Regions from separate parts of the Homo sapiens genome. Here region 1 is linked to region 2. Evidence: chromatin loops called from intact Hi-C (ENCODE). Cell type or tissue: B cell. All regions are shown on one strand.

What was found. Peaks named below come from ENCODE experiments on the same cell type or tissue, not always from the same donor. Only the 100,000 strongest peaks of a DNase experiment are listed, where the experiment ranks them.
Region 1: it touches region 2 in a loop (12-fold over the local background); 5 of 110 quality-filtered maps call a loop at or near these places.

What each region holds. Positions count from the first base shown.
Region 1 is chr10:107,406,314-107,414,313 of GRCh38, reverse strand. No RefSeq gene overlaps it. Among named protein-coding and RNA genes, the nearest start is that of SORCS1, 250 kb to the right of the region's middle. In B cell, no CTCF peak of the experiment used is centred here; a DNase peak (open chromatin) is centred at 4,563.
Region 2 is chr10:108,540,824-108,548,823 of GRCh38, reverse strand. No RefSeq gene overlaps it. Among named protein-coding and RNA genes, the nearest start is that of LINC02661, 160 kb to the left of the region's middle. In B cell, CTCF peaks have their summits at 3,914 and 4,116 (motif pointing right); a DNase peak (open chromatin) is centred at 4,143.

The DNA.
Region 1 (8,000 bases), 1.1 Mb after region 2:
TTTACTGTTTGAGAACAGCCAATGACAGAAAGGAAATGGAAATATTTAAAACTTACAAGCTTGTGATAATGATGATGTAAAAGCAGAAGCTATGTAATCTCTCCTGAAGTTAATTACCCTTCATTAAGACAAATCTCATTCTTTTTTAGAAAAACAGACCACCTCCTGTCCATTAGGCCTTGTTATTCCTGGCATCCTTTAGCTTCCTTGAGGAAAGGTAGAATGAATGATGACCTTGCTTTCGGAGCTACAATTGGGTGGTGGGAATTATCATGATTCCCTTCTACAGAAAGGACATGAAAGGTACAAGAAAGAACTTTGACTCAATTCAGCCATGTATAGATTCAAATTCTTGTTTTACCAGTTATAAAACTTACTAGTTTTATAATATTTATAAGTAATATATTCTTACTGAGCCTAACTTTCCTTGTCTATAAATTGAGGATGATGATACCTACTTCCCAGGATTTCCTTGTGTGAAGATTAAATAAATAGCGCATGCAAAGTGCCTCGCATGAAGTAAGTGATCATGAAATAATAAGAACTGGTAGCAATGATGATGTTAATAATGACAATGACTAGGGGATAATGATGATGCCATGAATGACTTTGGTTGGGATGCAGACCCAGGCCCTCCAAGCTCTTTATCCCAAATATAGCTCTGAACCCTGGGTAGTCTCTCCAGGCCTCTTTGGCCTTCATTTTCTTTGACCCTCTGCCAGCATGTAAATGCTACACCACAAAATTTATTTCAGAAGCTCATTCCACGTTGAAGAGTTAACTTCTGCTTGATGTAGCCTCATACTCAAGAATAGCAGTCACACATTGATTTTTAGAATATTTTGTAGTTCACAGATTTTTTTCTTAGTAAACCAATTAATAGAACACACTTGAAAGAATGCCTGGCACATATTAAGTGCTATATAAATGTTATCTGTTTTCAGTATTCATGTGACTATGAATATTATTTGTTAGATCATTTAATTCTTGCAACAACATACTATGAATAGGTAAAGCCAATTTACTAGTGTCATTTGAACATATTAAGACAACAAATCTAACAAAAGTCTAGTGATTTTGAGCACCTACCTCTGTGTTCAAGGGCAGGGTATTTTCTGCTTAAGATTATTCTCCCCAGTGCCTAGTTCAGGACTGCTCACACAGCAGGTGTTTGGTCAATATTGGTAAAGTTTACATAGATGATATATAGGGGCCATAGGAAGATATTGACTCGGGAGCCGAATTGAGTCTATGCTAAGAATAGCAATGCATATTAACGTCAAAATAAGAATTAACAACTTTCTTCAAACATTTATGTACAGACAAAATAAAGGACTAGTTAAATATAGATACTGTAGGAACTGCTTGAAAGCATTGCTTAAAATCACAAGGTCTTGGGTATCCACTGACCCTTCAAATATCCTCAAATGACTTTCATTTACTTGTTTTTGTTACTTTTAAGAGATGTCTGAAAAGGGCTGGTAATCAATACTGTACTTAGACAGCTGGACAAAAGATAAAAATGCCCAGGCCCTTGACTGGGGCAAGAATGATTGAGATGCTCTCGTGATTCTCTCTTAAGATATGGTCCACCTACTGAGAAGACCTTGTCCTTTTCCTGTATATACAGGTTGTGGTAGAAAAAGGCAAAAACCTAGAAACTAGCAGCTGTACTTGCTCACAAAATCCTGTCATAGAAACATGTAATTGAGGCTAAAGGAAAAAGAAAGAGTTCCATATTAACCTATCCAAATGGTGGAAGACCATTTAACAGTCTCTAGAGGGAACCAACCCGTGGCAGGCCATGCACTGGGGGTGAGGTGGGGAGGTCTGTGCTACACAAATAATTCATAGAGCTATGTTTTTTTGTTTGTTGTTTTACAACAGTGTTTATCACTCAGTGTGGAACATTATTTTGACAAACATACCATGGTAATTAAGATGATAATTGATGAAGGAGTCCATAGGATATCTCTGCACTATTTTTATAACACTTCTGTAAATTTAAAATTATTCAAAAATAAAAAGTTTATTTTAAAAGGTCTGACAAATTTCCCATGCTACTGTGGCAAGAAAATGCAGAGGATGACTGAGGTAGTCAGGCAGTATTTTCAAGAGATGGTAGTACTTGAGCTAAAAATTAAAAAAAAAAAAATAAGGGCTGGGTGCATTGGCTCACACCTGTAATCCCAGCACTTTGGGAGGCTAAGACAGGCAGATCACGAGGTCAAGAGACCGAGACCATCCTGGCCAACATGGTGAAACCCCATCCCTACTAAAAATACAAAAACTAGTCAGGCGTGGTGGTGTGTGCCTGTAGTCCCAGCTAATCGGGAGGCTGAGGCAGGAGAATCACTTGAACCCAGGAGGCCAAGGTTGCAGTGAGCTGAGATCACGCCACTGCACTCTAGCTTAGTGACAGAGTGAGACTCCATCTAAAAAAAAAAAAAAAAAAAAGTAGTGGTAAATAAGGTGGATAAAGGATAGAAAAGCATGTGTTTAGTAAGCTAGTTTTTTTACCCAATAATATTTCACAGACATCTAAGTCAGTTGCTAAAAATCTTTATCATTTTTGTTGGGTTTATCATAGTTCTTGGAATAAACATGAGAGTTACTTATTTCTTTATGATCATTTTTCTCCTTTTTTAACCAGATCTACAGGAAACTTACAATACTATTTCCACTTATATTTTAAATACCTGTTTAATTTTTTTCCTACTAAACTATTATGTTTCCAAGGACAAAAACCGTGTTTATCTTTTTCACTCCTTAAGTCCCCAAGATATAGTACAAAGTTGAATAAATGAGGATATAGAACATGCAAAGACATGGAATGAAAAAGTAGCAAGGAGTGTAAGAGACTTGCAAGCAGTTTTCTACAACTGGAGTAAAGGACTCTTATTGTGGAATTTTGAGAGGCAGGGAATTAATTGAAGAGGTTGACATTCATTCTCTAGGAATCATCAAAATGTTTATTTTGGACCCAGTCTGTGTTAGTCCATTTTCACACTGCTATAAAGATGCTACCTGAGACTTAGTAATTTATAAAGGAAAGAGGTTTAATTGACTCCCAGTTCCATATGGCTGGGGAAGCCTCAGGGAACTTACAATCATGGCAGAGGGCAAAGGAGAAGCAAGTACCTTCTTCACAAGGTGGCAGGAGAGAGAGAGAGCAAAGCGGAGACTGCCACACACTTTTAAAACCATCAGCTCTTGTGAGAACCCACTCACTATCATGAGAACAGCATGGGGGAACCGTCCTTATGATCCATTTATCTCCCACCAGACCCTTCCCTTGACACCGGGGGATTGCAACTTGAGATGAGATTTGTGTGGGGACACAGAGCCAAACCAAATTACAGTCTATATTATGCACTGTAACTACAAATAGAAGGAAAACATTAGCTGTTCAGTCAGGAAGTTTATGGGATTGCAGGGCCCACAATATAAGGGAATTTTTTTCCTCTTCATCCTAAAGACTACTGGAAGTCTTTGAAGTATTTTAAGTAGGAACTTCAGAAAGATCTTTGAATCAGTGGTTCTCCTGCAGAAGGAAACCGAGAGAGAAGGGCAATATTAGGAAACAGAGACTCCATTAGAAGTTTCTTGCAACATAAAAATAATGAGAGATTCCACAAAATTACTTGAGTGGAGACTGAGAAGTGGCTGCAGGGGTCACTGATATTAGGAGGATGTGATGTGGAGGCAGCTGGGAGAGGATTTTCAGAAGGAGAGGGCGGGATTGAGATCTATCTGGAGGTTGTATCAGCTCTGCTCTATAACTGACTAGATGTGGAGGGCGATGAGCAGAGAAATTGAGTATGATTCTCAAGTTAATGGCTTCCATCACTGGCTGGGTGAAAATGGCAGACAGTAAAGAAAGTAAGATAGAAGACAGTGCAATCTGTTGTGTTTTTGGGATGGGTTAGTCAAACTCATTGTGGTGGAGATAACTTCAAGACCCTAGGTGAAGGTGCCCAGTAGATAGTTGAGGACACTGGTCTCTAGGGAGAGAGCTGTGGGCTATAGATATAGACCTCTGACTGAGTAGTATATGAGTTAATATTACACGAAGTGTCACTGTAAATGAGACCCCCTCAAGGAGAGTAGGTAGAAGAGAAGAGAATCCAGAGTGAGCTCCGGAGAGCAACAGCATTTAAGATGGAAAAGAAGAAGAGCATGAGAAAGAAACACATTTAGAAGTCAAGATGAGGACGATGAATGGGAGATAGGTGAAAAATTTGGGAGAGCCTACCGAAGTATGATTGAGGAAAGAAAAAGTATTCAACACTGCAAGGTGCAAATGAGTGTTAAAGTGATGAAGCCTTCGTAAGTGATAGGATTCTTCAGTTAGGGTGCCATTCACAGCCTTAATTAGAGCAATGCCAGACACTTTACTCAGATAATTGCATTTAATTTATACAGTAGCTGATGAAGCAGGTAATATAATCCTAATTTTACAGATGAAGAAACAGTAGCTTAACTAACTGACTCACAGACATGCAACTAGTTATCAGCAAAGCTCAGATTCAGACTTAGGAAAGCCGATGCTGAAAACTGCACTCTGAATAACTAAGCTCTACGGTGCCACCCACTGACGCATCTAATTAATTTCAATTCAGCATGTCACTTCACAGTTTAGGGTTTTGTTTTGTCCTCTAATTTTCCATAAGCACAAATATTAGTTCACCAGCACTATTCTAAAGCATCATCAGAACTGAGTGAGACATATATGTTGCTGTGTGTTGGCGTCAAGTTTTTAGCCAAAAGCAAGGTAGTCCCCATAGGTGTCCCGTAAATTCCATTAAATACATGATATTGAAAAGAAATGAGCATTTGAGGTGTTAGAGTAAATGCAGATCAGCCAGGTTGTCCTCCAATGACACACATAGCAGCTCGAAAGAACAATGCCAACTATTGACTGTGCTCCCTGGTCCTAAGCATTAGATCATTGCGTTTCTCTAATGATTTATGTGTGAAATTTCCAAGGTTATATGAATAGGCCACAAACAGACTTTGATATACCCATAATGGGTTAATAATGCATACTCCATACTTAATGCATAAGAAAGTAAACCACAGAAATTCCACAAAAAAGGACAAACATCTCTGGTGAGCAGTTCCTCTGAGCTTAGAGTCTGGAACATACTATTGTGGAAGGAAAATGCTTTTAATCTTCCTGCTGATGAATAAATCACAGTTTTTAAAAATATTTTAAAACATTTGAACAGCACCACCCCAGGACTTCATACAAGCTCTATTTTTCAGTTCCATCAGCATGCAAGCCATTCTCTTAATTGTGTACATAACCACGTACATAAGCAATGCCATGGATTTTGCACACTTCTGAACAATGGGCACCCTAGATATCTTGCGTGTAATACCGGCTGCCATGGTGCAATTAGAGGAGAAATAAATCTTACCATCTTGATGACAGCCTGTGCATCCAAAACCAGGCAATATAGATGGCTTTGAGAAAGCGGAATCTTGTATTCTTTGACAATGTAATTATTATGCTCTGTCAGCTCATTTGACTTTTTCATAAAAATCACTTAATACTTCACAAGGATATTACTTTTGCCATCAAATATCACTTTTGGAAATGTTAGTAATTTAGGAACTCCTATATTAAAAATGGCTAATTCAGTAAGTACATGAAATGCCATAATCTGAGAGGCCTTCTAACCTAAAAGATTTCCCCCTCCCCAAGCTTTATTAAGATATAATTAGCATACAAAACACTGCACATAATTAATGTATCCCATTTGGTGAGTTTAGACATATGTAAATTTTACTCCTGTTACCATCACCACAACCCAAGTAATAAATAGATCCACCGCCTCTAAAAATTGAATACTTCAGTCCCACTGTAAGACGCTGGGGAGAACAAAGGGCTCCATTAAGGAGCTATGGTCTGGTATTTAAAGGCTAAATAGTCAACAACTCAATTACAAATGATTTAGGAAAGTGCTGAAGCTATATTTAGTAGAGAGTTTTCTTCTCCAGCACCAACCTTACATGTTATTATATGCTAATTTTTAGAAATTTAAATCTAAAGACTTGTCTAGTAAAGACTCTTTTTGAGTTGAATGAAGTTCTTGGGCAATAGAAATTGCATATTTCACTTTTTTTTAGTTGCCTTTCTAAATTTACTTACATAAGATAAAATTCACTCTGTTTGGGGTAGATTACTGTGAATTTTGACAAAGGCTTTCAGTCTTGTAACCACCACCACAATCAAAACACAGAGCAATTCTGTCACCCCTAAAATTTGTGCTACCCCTTTATAGTCAATCTCTCTCTCCATCCCCAGCCCCTGACAACTACTGATCTATTTTTTGTTCCTATAGTTTTGCTTTCCACACTGTTGTATACTAGTTCGTTAATTTTTATTGATGAATAGTATTCCATTGTATGGAATATCATAGCTTTTATATCCTAAAAACTTGCATTTGTGATGTGATGATGGCAATGATAATAATAGTGACATCTGACATTATGTGAATGCTTATTGTGACTCAGGCATTGCTCCAGCTCTGTCAACATGCTACCTCATAAAATTTCCTCATCATATGAAATAGGCAATATTATTATTTCAGTTTAGAGAATAGAAAAAGGAGGCAAAGAGTATTAAGTAACCACCCTAGGATCACACAATTTGTAAATGTCACAGCCTATATTCAAATATGGGCAGTCTGACTTCAGGACCTAACATAATAACCACCATCATAAACTGCTTCCCCAGTAATAGCTACCAATTATTGATCATCTGCCCTTGGGCTCCATGGCAAGCATTTCCTTGATCCATTTTCACATGAATAAGGTAGGATGTGGAAAATGAGACTTACAGAGACTAAGCAATTTGCTCCAAATCACTCTGATAATGTTACCTAATTTTTAACCAAATCATAAAAACTGGGTCTTATTACCTTTAAAGGTATTTAATTTTGATTAGTTTCTGGATTTCAATTTTTTTATTATTATTTTCTCCTATGACATTGCATTTCCAATTCGTCTCAGCATGCACAGAGTCTTTTGGAGTTGGACTAACTTGTTGGGCATTGGTACAAATCATCTTCCAGGGTTTAAGATTAGATAATAAAATATATTTGGTACAAAAGAGACCTTGTATCTATCTTGATTTATCCCTGCCTTTGTGAAATTGAAGGGATGAAAAAAAATCTGCTATCTGAATTAAACTCCACGGAGTGACATGTGGAAAAAATTTATATACGTTTTAACTTTGGGTTGTTCCTCAAGAGGTTAAATCTTTGTTCCAGAATGCAGATAAAAATAAATTTTGCTGCTAGATTGCTTATGTTATCACCTTATCATGAGCACTGTAGAATTGGAAGCAAAAATCTCCAGTACAGATGTCTACAGGGAGAATGTGATTGTATTTTTCAATTTGTATTTATAGTAATAATAATGCACTCAGCTCACATCTTTAAGGAAAAGGCCTCGAAGTACTTTACGTATTTTAATTAACCCTCACTGTACTCAGTACATAGACAGTATATCAATTTTATTAATGCATAGCACATGGAGAGCAAATTTAAGGCCTTAGGTTCAAAGTCATGGCATGCTGGTAATGATAATAATGTTTCATGGTGGAGACAGATCTGTGAAAAGAAAGAATAGGAAACAACCCAGCAAACTCCGTGGTCTGACATGTCAGCAGCGTTGCACCCTTGCACGCTCCAATGGTCCTTTGCATTACAAATTTCTCAATATAAGAAACATCCTGAATATCCTGAGTATTCTTTCCTACTGTCCTCTCTGGATTTATTAACAGAGTGTAAATGTCAAACATGGGGGAAGGTGTGAAGAATGGAGGGCTCATCTCTTTTCTGAACAACCCTAAATACTCTGGTCAAATTTCAAACAATTCCTGGTTAGACATTTGGATGCCTTTGATTTTGAGTCCTACATACATTCTCGTTATCATAAGAGATATGCCACAGGAAAAAAAGACATGTTCTGAGGCAGAGTTACAAGAC
Region 2 (8,000 bases):
TTTTACTGGATCTGCAAAGCAATAAGATTCCAGAAGGTATAATTCATTGAAAGAAATCACGATCTATAATGATATATGATTTATCCATTCACATTACTGAGCTATTTAGAGTAAATTATCTATGAGATAATGTCATTAGTTTAACAGTGGCTGCAGTTGGTTTTGTCAGTATAATTTTAAGCCGTATAAAATTTTTAGAAACATATTTAAATATATATGTGTGTATATATATATAATTATATAATAATATATATAATTATATATTATTATATATAATTATATATATTATTATATATATTATATTATATATAATTATATATATTATATAATTATATATTATACAATATAATATATATTATATATATAATATATAATATTATATATGTAAAATATATTATATATTATATATAATATATATAATTATGTTATTTATATAAAAATAATAATATATGTATTATTTTTTTAGATGGAGTCTCACTGTGTTGCCCAGGCTGGAGTGCTGTGGCATGATCTCAGCTCACTGCCATCTCTGCCTCTTGAGTTCAAGCGATTCTCCTGCCTCAGCTTCCCAAGTAGCTGGGATTACAGGCGCACGCCACCACGCCCCGCTAGTTTTTGTATTTTCAGTAGAGACGGGGTTTCACCATGTTGGCCAGACTGGTCTGTAACTCCAGACTTCAGGTGATCTGCCCACCTTGGCCTCCCAAAGTGCTGGGATTACAGGCCTGAGCCACCATGCCCAGCCAATTTCCATATATTTTTTATACTGGGATTTCAGAGAGTAATTTCCTCTTCATGTGTAACCAGTTATGTGAATTAAAACAGATTCAGCCTTCTTTTACGGTTGTGAAAAACTGTAATTCTTCCTCTCAAGTTCCCCCTTGGAAGGAGGGATATTTCAGGCTCAACATTGTCCAGTCTGACCATCGTTAGAGAGAAAGGCCTTAAAATGTATTTTCTAAAAGCTTTTCTATAACTAATCAACTTAAGTGTCAGTTGGGTGTCTGAGATCTGTAAGACTTTGAGATTATTGCTCCAAATTCCATAGGACACTAATCTCTTTCTTCTTAATACTGTTTTTACTAAGATTCAAGCATAAGGGGCTTATATCCAAGGGGATTTTTCCTAAGAAAATGTAAATATATAAATATATGTACAGAAATTATTAAGAGTAGAAACATTTGAGGAATAGTGTGTCTAATAGCATATACTCGGTGTTTTCCCCATGAGTAAATGAAAAATGTTCAACATATATGAAAAGAATAAAGTGAAAAGTAAGATCTTCAAAGAGGATTATTCGCTGCTGGAAAGTAAGTAAAAAGCATCACAGAAGAGGCCAGACTCTCTGGCTCATACCTGTAATCTCAACAATTTGGGGGGCCAAGGTAAGAGGATCACTTGAGCCTAGGAGTATGAGACCAGCCTGGGCAATATGGCAAGATCTTCAAGACCTTGGCTCTACATAAAAAAAAAAAAAAAAAAAAAAAAGCACGCTGAGCATGCTCCTTGCTCCTCTGGTCCTAGGGAGACTGAGGTGGAAGGATTGCTTGAGCCCAGGAAGTAGGGGCTGCAGCTGTGATTGCATCACTGCCCTTCAGCCTGGGAGACAGTGCAAGGCCTTGTCTCAAAAAAAAAAAAAAAAAAAAAAAAAAAAAAATCAAGGAAGAGGACCCTTTTGCTTCAAATAAGCAAAAAGAAAAGAATAAAGTGAATTTGTTTTCCTATATGGTAATTGTGAATTTTTCTATTCCATAAGGTAATAGGGTCATAAATGCTGCTAGCTGATGAGGCTGGGCCACTGCAACACTTAGGTGACATATCCATTAGTTGCAGGTACTGCTAGAACCAGTGTTACTAGTACTGCCACCATCTGCCAGTAACTGAGAACCAACACTCTTCCCAGTACTGCACCAAGAGGAACCTAATGCATATTTCATAAGCTTTCTAGGTAGATAGATGTCCATGTTCCATGGAGTGGTCCACCATTTGCTAGCTCTATGTCCTTGTGATATTCCTTTATTTTCTCTACTTCTCACTTTTTCATGTGTAAAATGAGTCTCCTGGTGCTATTCATCTTATAGGTTGTTTTCAGTACAGTTGGTCTCTGACATACCATGTTTTGACTTACAATTTTTCAACTTTACAGTGGATTTATCAGGACATAAGTCCATCATAAGTCAAAGAGCATCTCTATTATGTAAAGTGTGTATCACAATGCCTAGAACACAATAAGCTCTTGGTGAAGAGTTTTCTATTATTATTCTTTTTAGTGTTTTCGTTAATATTGTTGTTAGTTTCTCTTTCTTACCTATGAAAACTACATGAGAGATACAGGACTTTGGTGACTTGAAAAGCTAAATCACTAAATAAGTGTCATCATAAAGAATGATATCCAGAGAAAGGATTATGAGAAGATGGTAGAGTAGGAAGCACCAGGAATCCATCTACTCACCTACATAAAAATTACAGTGGAAGAATCTGTTTGATGTAAATATTTAGAACTATTAAAGGCTTTCAACTTCCAGAAGATTTTAGTTGTATATTGTGATTAATTTTGTTCAATTGCAGCTCTCAGTGCAGTAGCAACTACCTGTCTATCTGTAGCCACCGCCTCCCCAGCCTCCCACTCCCTACTCCTCACAGTCATAGAGGAGGGCATCCATTGTCTGTTGCACCTGCCCCCATTTGTTGATTGTTGCAAGCCCCTCCCCTCTGGCTGAAGTGACTTCCTGGAGGTTTACAGGGCCAGTGATTTTCATTTTCACTTCATGTTCTCTTTTTTCCTTTATGAGAGTCAGACATTGTTAAAGATTAAGATATTAAAAAGCAACCACATATGTGCAGAAATTAGAAAGCCACCACAATTGCTCAAGGAAAGGTGCAGGCTCAGCAAAGACCTAAACAGCCTCAAATTTATACCTCAAGTTCATCATCAGCACAGAGAAAACCAGCAGCACAATTAAATTTTTAAAAAAGCAAACATCAAAAAAAAAAAAAAACATCCAAGTGAAAAAGAATAAAATTGGACCCGTAATTAACACCATATATAAAAATTAACTCAAAATTAATGTAAGACCTAAATATAAGATCAGAAGTGATAAAAGTCTTAGAAGAAAGTGAAGCACAGGGCACATCTTTATGTTGAGAATTCCTAAAACCCAAGAACAAAAACAAAATAAAATTTATAAATGAGGAAGATACTTGAGTAGACATTTCTCCAAAGAAGATATACAAAGGATCAAGTATTAGGGACATTAGGCACATGATTAGGGAACATCCCTAATCATTAGGGAAGTAGAAATCAAAACTACAATGGGATACCCTCTCGCACCCATTAGAACGGCTGCTATCCGAAACAAAAACAGATAAAAAGTGTTGGTGAGGAGGTGAACAAATTACAATACTTGTGCATCGTTGGTAGGAATATAAAATGGTACAACCACCGTGGAAGGCAGTATGATAGTTCCTCAAAAAATTAAAAATAGAATTAACATAAAATCCAGGAGTTCCAGTTGAAGGTATATACTCAAAAGAATTTGAAGAGATATTTTGAAGAGATATTTGTAGAATTATATTCACAGTAACATTAGCTAATACGTAGAATCAAACCAAGTGTCCATTGACAGATGGATGAATAAGTAAAATATGGTACATCCAATGGAATATTATTTAGCTTTAAAGGAAGGAAATTCTGGCATGTTTACAAGATGGATGAACCTTAAGGACATTATTCTATGTGAAATGAGCTGGCACTAAAGGACAAATGCTGTATGATTCCACTTGTGTGAGGTATTTAGAGTAATCAAATTCATAGAGACTGTGGGTAGCAAGCCACCCAGGTGCCGAGGCAAGAGACCGAAGGCACAAGCTGTTCCAGTATAATAAAATATATAGAATCAGAATAGTTATACTAGAAATAGATTATAGATATGATTATGAATATTATTAATAATTAGTTTGTAGCATTACTCTTTACTCCAATATTATAGTAATATTTCTTCTACAATTATAACCTAGGAAAAACCAGGCCATGCAGAGATAGGAGGTGAAGGGACACGGTGAGAAGTGACCAGAAGATGAGTGTGAGCCCTCTGTTATGCCCGGGCAGGGCCACTAGAGGGCTCCCTGGTCTAGCGGTAACACCAGTGCCCGAGAAGGCACCTGCTACTTAGCGGACCTTGGTCTAGGGATAGCACCAGTGCCTGGGAAGGCACCCGTTACTTAGCAGACTGGGAAAGGGAGTCTCCCTTTCCCCGGGGGAGTTACAGAAGAATCTGCTCCATCACTTCTTGTGGAAGGCCTGACATCGGTCAGGCCCACCCACAGCCATCCGGAGGCCTAAACGTGTCTCTGTGATGCTGTGCTTCAGCGGTCACGCTCCTGGTCCACTTTCATGTTCTGCCCTGTACACCTGGCTCTGCCTTCTAGATAGTAGTAGCAGAATTAGTGAAAGTATTAAAGTATTTGATCTTTCCGAGAAATACATAAAAGAAATAATGATGTAAGCTGTCCCCTCTCTCCACCTTGGCTACCAAATAGGGAAGGGACCCCTGTCTGGTAGACACGTGACTCGCATGACCTTACCCATCATTGGAGATAACTCACATTCCTTACCCTCTTGCCTTGTATACAATAAATAACAGCGCGGCCAGGCATTCGGGGCCACTACCGGCCTCCGTGCCTTGGTGGTAGTGGTCCCCCGGGCCCAGCTGTCTTTTCTTCTATCTCTTTGTCTTGTGTCTTTATTTCTATGATCTCTCGTCTCCATACACGAAGAGAAAAACCCACAGGTCCTGTAGGACTGGACCCTACAGAGACAGAAAGTAGAATGGTAGCTTTCCAGGGCTATGGGAATGGGGAAATCGGGAGTTATTGTTCAATGAATATAGAATTTCAGTTTTCCAGTTGAAAAGAGCTCTGGAGATGAATTGTGGTGATATTTGCACAACAATATGAAGGGACTTAGTATGACTAAACTGTACACTAAAAGATGGTTAAGATAGAAAATTGTAGTTTATATGTGTTTTGCCACAATTTTTAAAAAATGAAAAGAAAAAAGAATCAGATCCAATTTTGACTTTTGGACTGTGCTATTTGTACTTCTATGGTAAAGTGAATGGTACTCCTGACTTAGCAGATTTCAGACATGTTTAGAGAAGATTTTTACTCATCTTTGTATCACATGCAGTTAATAATGAATAAATAATATTCATTCAACAGAAAGTTATTAAACACTTTCTAATGTACTTGACACTGTGCTGAGTAAGACATATCTTCTGAGATATTTGCAACATTTTCTGTTCTTTAGATTTATTTTATAATTTTTATTGAATTGGTTGTAATGATGCCCATTTATTTTGTTATATTTTTTAACTCAAGAAAGTGTTGTTTTACTTTATTTTAGTTTACACTTTTGGTTGTTGCTTTTGATTCATTTAGTTTTTGTTGTTGTTGTTGTTCCAGGACAGCATGTGTGTTGTCTCTGCCATACACTTTCCATCTTTGTATTCATTATTCTAATCAGTTTTTTAATCTTCCTATATTGAGGAAACTGAAATTGTATCATTTGTTCCTAATCTTCTGCAGCATCAATGCTGCTCTTCAGTGCCTCCAATGCTAATTTATCCATTTCCTACTAGTCTTTTGTTACTTGTGTACTTTACCCACACACACATCTTTCCTTTTATCTTGTTATACCTTTTCTTCTTTTGGATTTCAATTTTTTTAAGCCATGTGTACTCATAATTCCTAAAATTCGTATTAGATCATATTATTTTAGTAACCTTTCCAATAATGTTCTTTTTCCTGATCTACATGATTCCCCATTAGCCTTAATTTCTTTGTGTTTTCTCTTTCCTCTGCTTCATACAAGTGAGAGCTATCTGGGCTTGATTTCTGTAAAGAGGCTGATGATGTTTTTTGGCCCCTTTTATGTCTATTTCTGTGAAAATCAAATTCCTTAAGAGCTCTACAACTTAAGGGAAGATTCATGTGCTCAGGCAACTCTTTTGATTCCCACTTTATAGGTGATGAAACTAAGTCACTAAGAAACTTTCCCAAGGTTACACAACTGGTAAGCAGTAGCAGTGAAGTCAGCAGTGAAACCCAGGCAATCTGTCTTCAGAGTCCATGACATAAACCACTGTGTCAAATACTTCCTGGTGCCTTTTCTTTTAACTTTTGTCAATGTATACTATAATCAGAGAAGAACACATACATCTTAAGTTTACAGCTTGATAAATATTTACAAACACAGCACACCTATACAGTCAGCTTCCAGAATATTACCAATTCCCAGTCTCTACCATGCCCGTGAGATTTACCATTGTTCTACTTCTTTAATAGAAAAAAAATAGTTTCACCTGTTTTTGTACTTTTATACAAGTAGAAATAACAGTATTTATTGTGCCTGGTTTCTTTCTTAAACATTACGTTAAGTATATCCATTCAATAATTCCTTTGCTATAAAGTAATGGCATTGTAGGAATATCCTGGGTATGTATTAATATATTCATTGTAATGCCGATGGACATATGGGTAGTTTCTATTTGTTTTTGTTTTTTGGAGGGAAGGGGCTATAAAAATATTGCATTTTAGTTAACATTTCAGATGTGCATATGTCGAAGGGTGGACTTTCTGAGTCTTAGGATAGTCCATTGCTCAGCTCTGTTAAATCATCCTGAATAATGTTCCAATGTGGCAGTGCCAGTTTAACTCAGCTACGGTGTGTATAAAGCCTTTGGTTTATTCACACTCTCAGCTGGTATTTTATAATCAGTAGCTGGTGTTTATCTTTTCAAGTAAACCAGGTTTAATATGTGTTTCCATTATATCTAAAGAACTTAACATCTTTTCACATATTTATTAACTATCTTGGGATTCTCTTTCTTTTTTTCTTCTTTTCTTGAGACAGGGTCTTGCTCTGTCACCCAGGTTGGAGAGCAGTGGTGTGATCATAGCTCACTGTAGCCTTGACCTCCAGGGCTCAAATGATCCTCCCACCTCAGCCTCCTGAGTAGCTGGAGCTACAGGCATGCACCACCAAACTTGGCTAATTTGTTTATTTTTTTTTTGTAAAGACGGGGTCTCGCTATGTTGCCCAGGCTTCTCTTGAACTCCTGGACTCCAGCAATCCTTTCACCTCAGCGTCCCAAAGTGCTGGGGTTACAGGCATGAGCCACTGGCCCTGGCCACATTTTGTTATCTGTTTCTTGTGAAGAGCCAAGACTTGTCCATTTTTCACTTGGGTTCTGTGACCTTTTCTTATTGACTTGTAGATGTTCTTAATGTTTTCCGAATACAGTGCCTTTGTCATTGCAGTTTTTGCCATTGAAAGTCATACAAAAATGTAATTACTTTTGCACCAACTTAATATTTTTGTCACTATGTTCTGCTAGCCTATAGTTTCCCTTTTCACTCTTATTAGTGTCTTGTGAGGACAATATATTCTTTTCATTTTAGTAAATTTTTATTCTTCAGTTTTTCTTGTTACAGATTTTATGTACTGTTAAGTATCTTTATGTATATCAAAATGATATCCTCCATTATTTTTCTATAAATGTTTTTACTGCCTTTCCATTCATTTTTAAATTTGACCGTCTTTGAAACTGATTTTGTGTATGAAGTGAAATAGGGATCTAGATATATTTTATATCAAATATATACCTAATGGAGATCTTTTCCTCATTATACTACAGTTCATCTTCTCCATGACTCTCAGTGGAGTTACAGGTGTAGCTGCTTTCTAGATTCTGTGTCATTGGTTGTTACCTATCCTTGGGCCAACATTATGACATATTTACCACAGATTTGAAGTACTATTGCTATTTGATCCTGTACATTCTTCAGCTTTCTTCTTTTGCTGCTTCAACCTTGCCTTTGGTAATCTTGGATTATTAAATTTATATTTGAATTTTAGAATTAACTTGTTAATTTCTACAGTGACTAATGCATGCACACACACACACAAACTACTGATATGTACTGAATTTACAGATTAA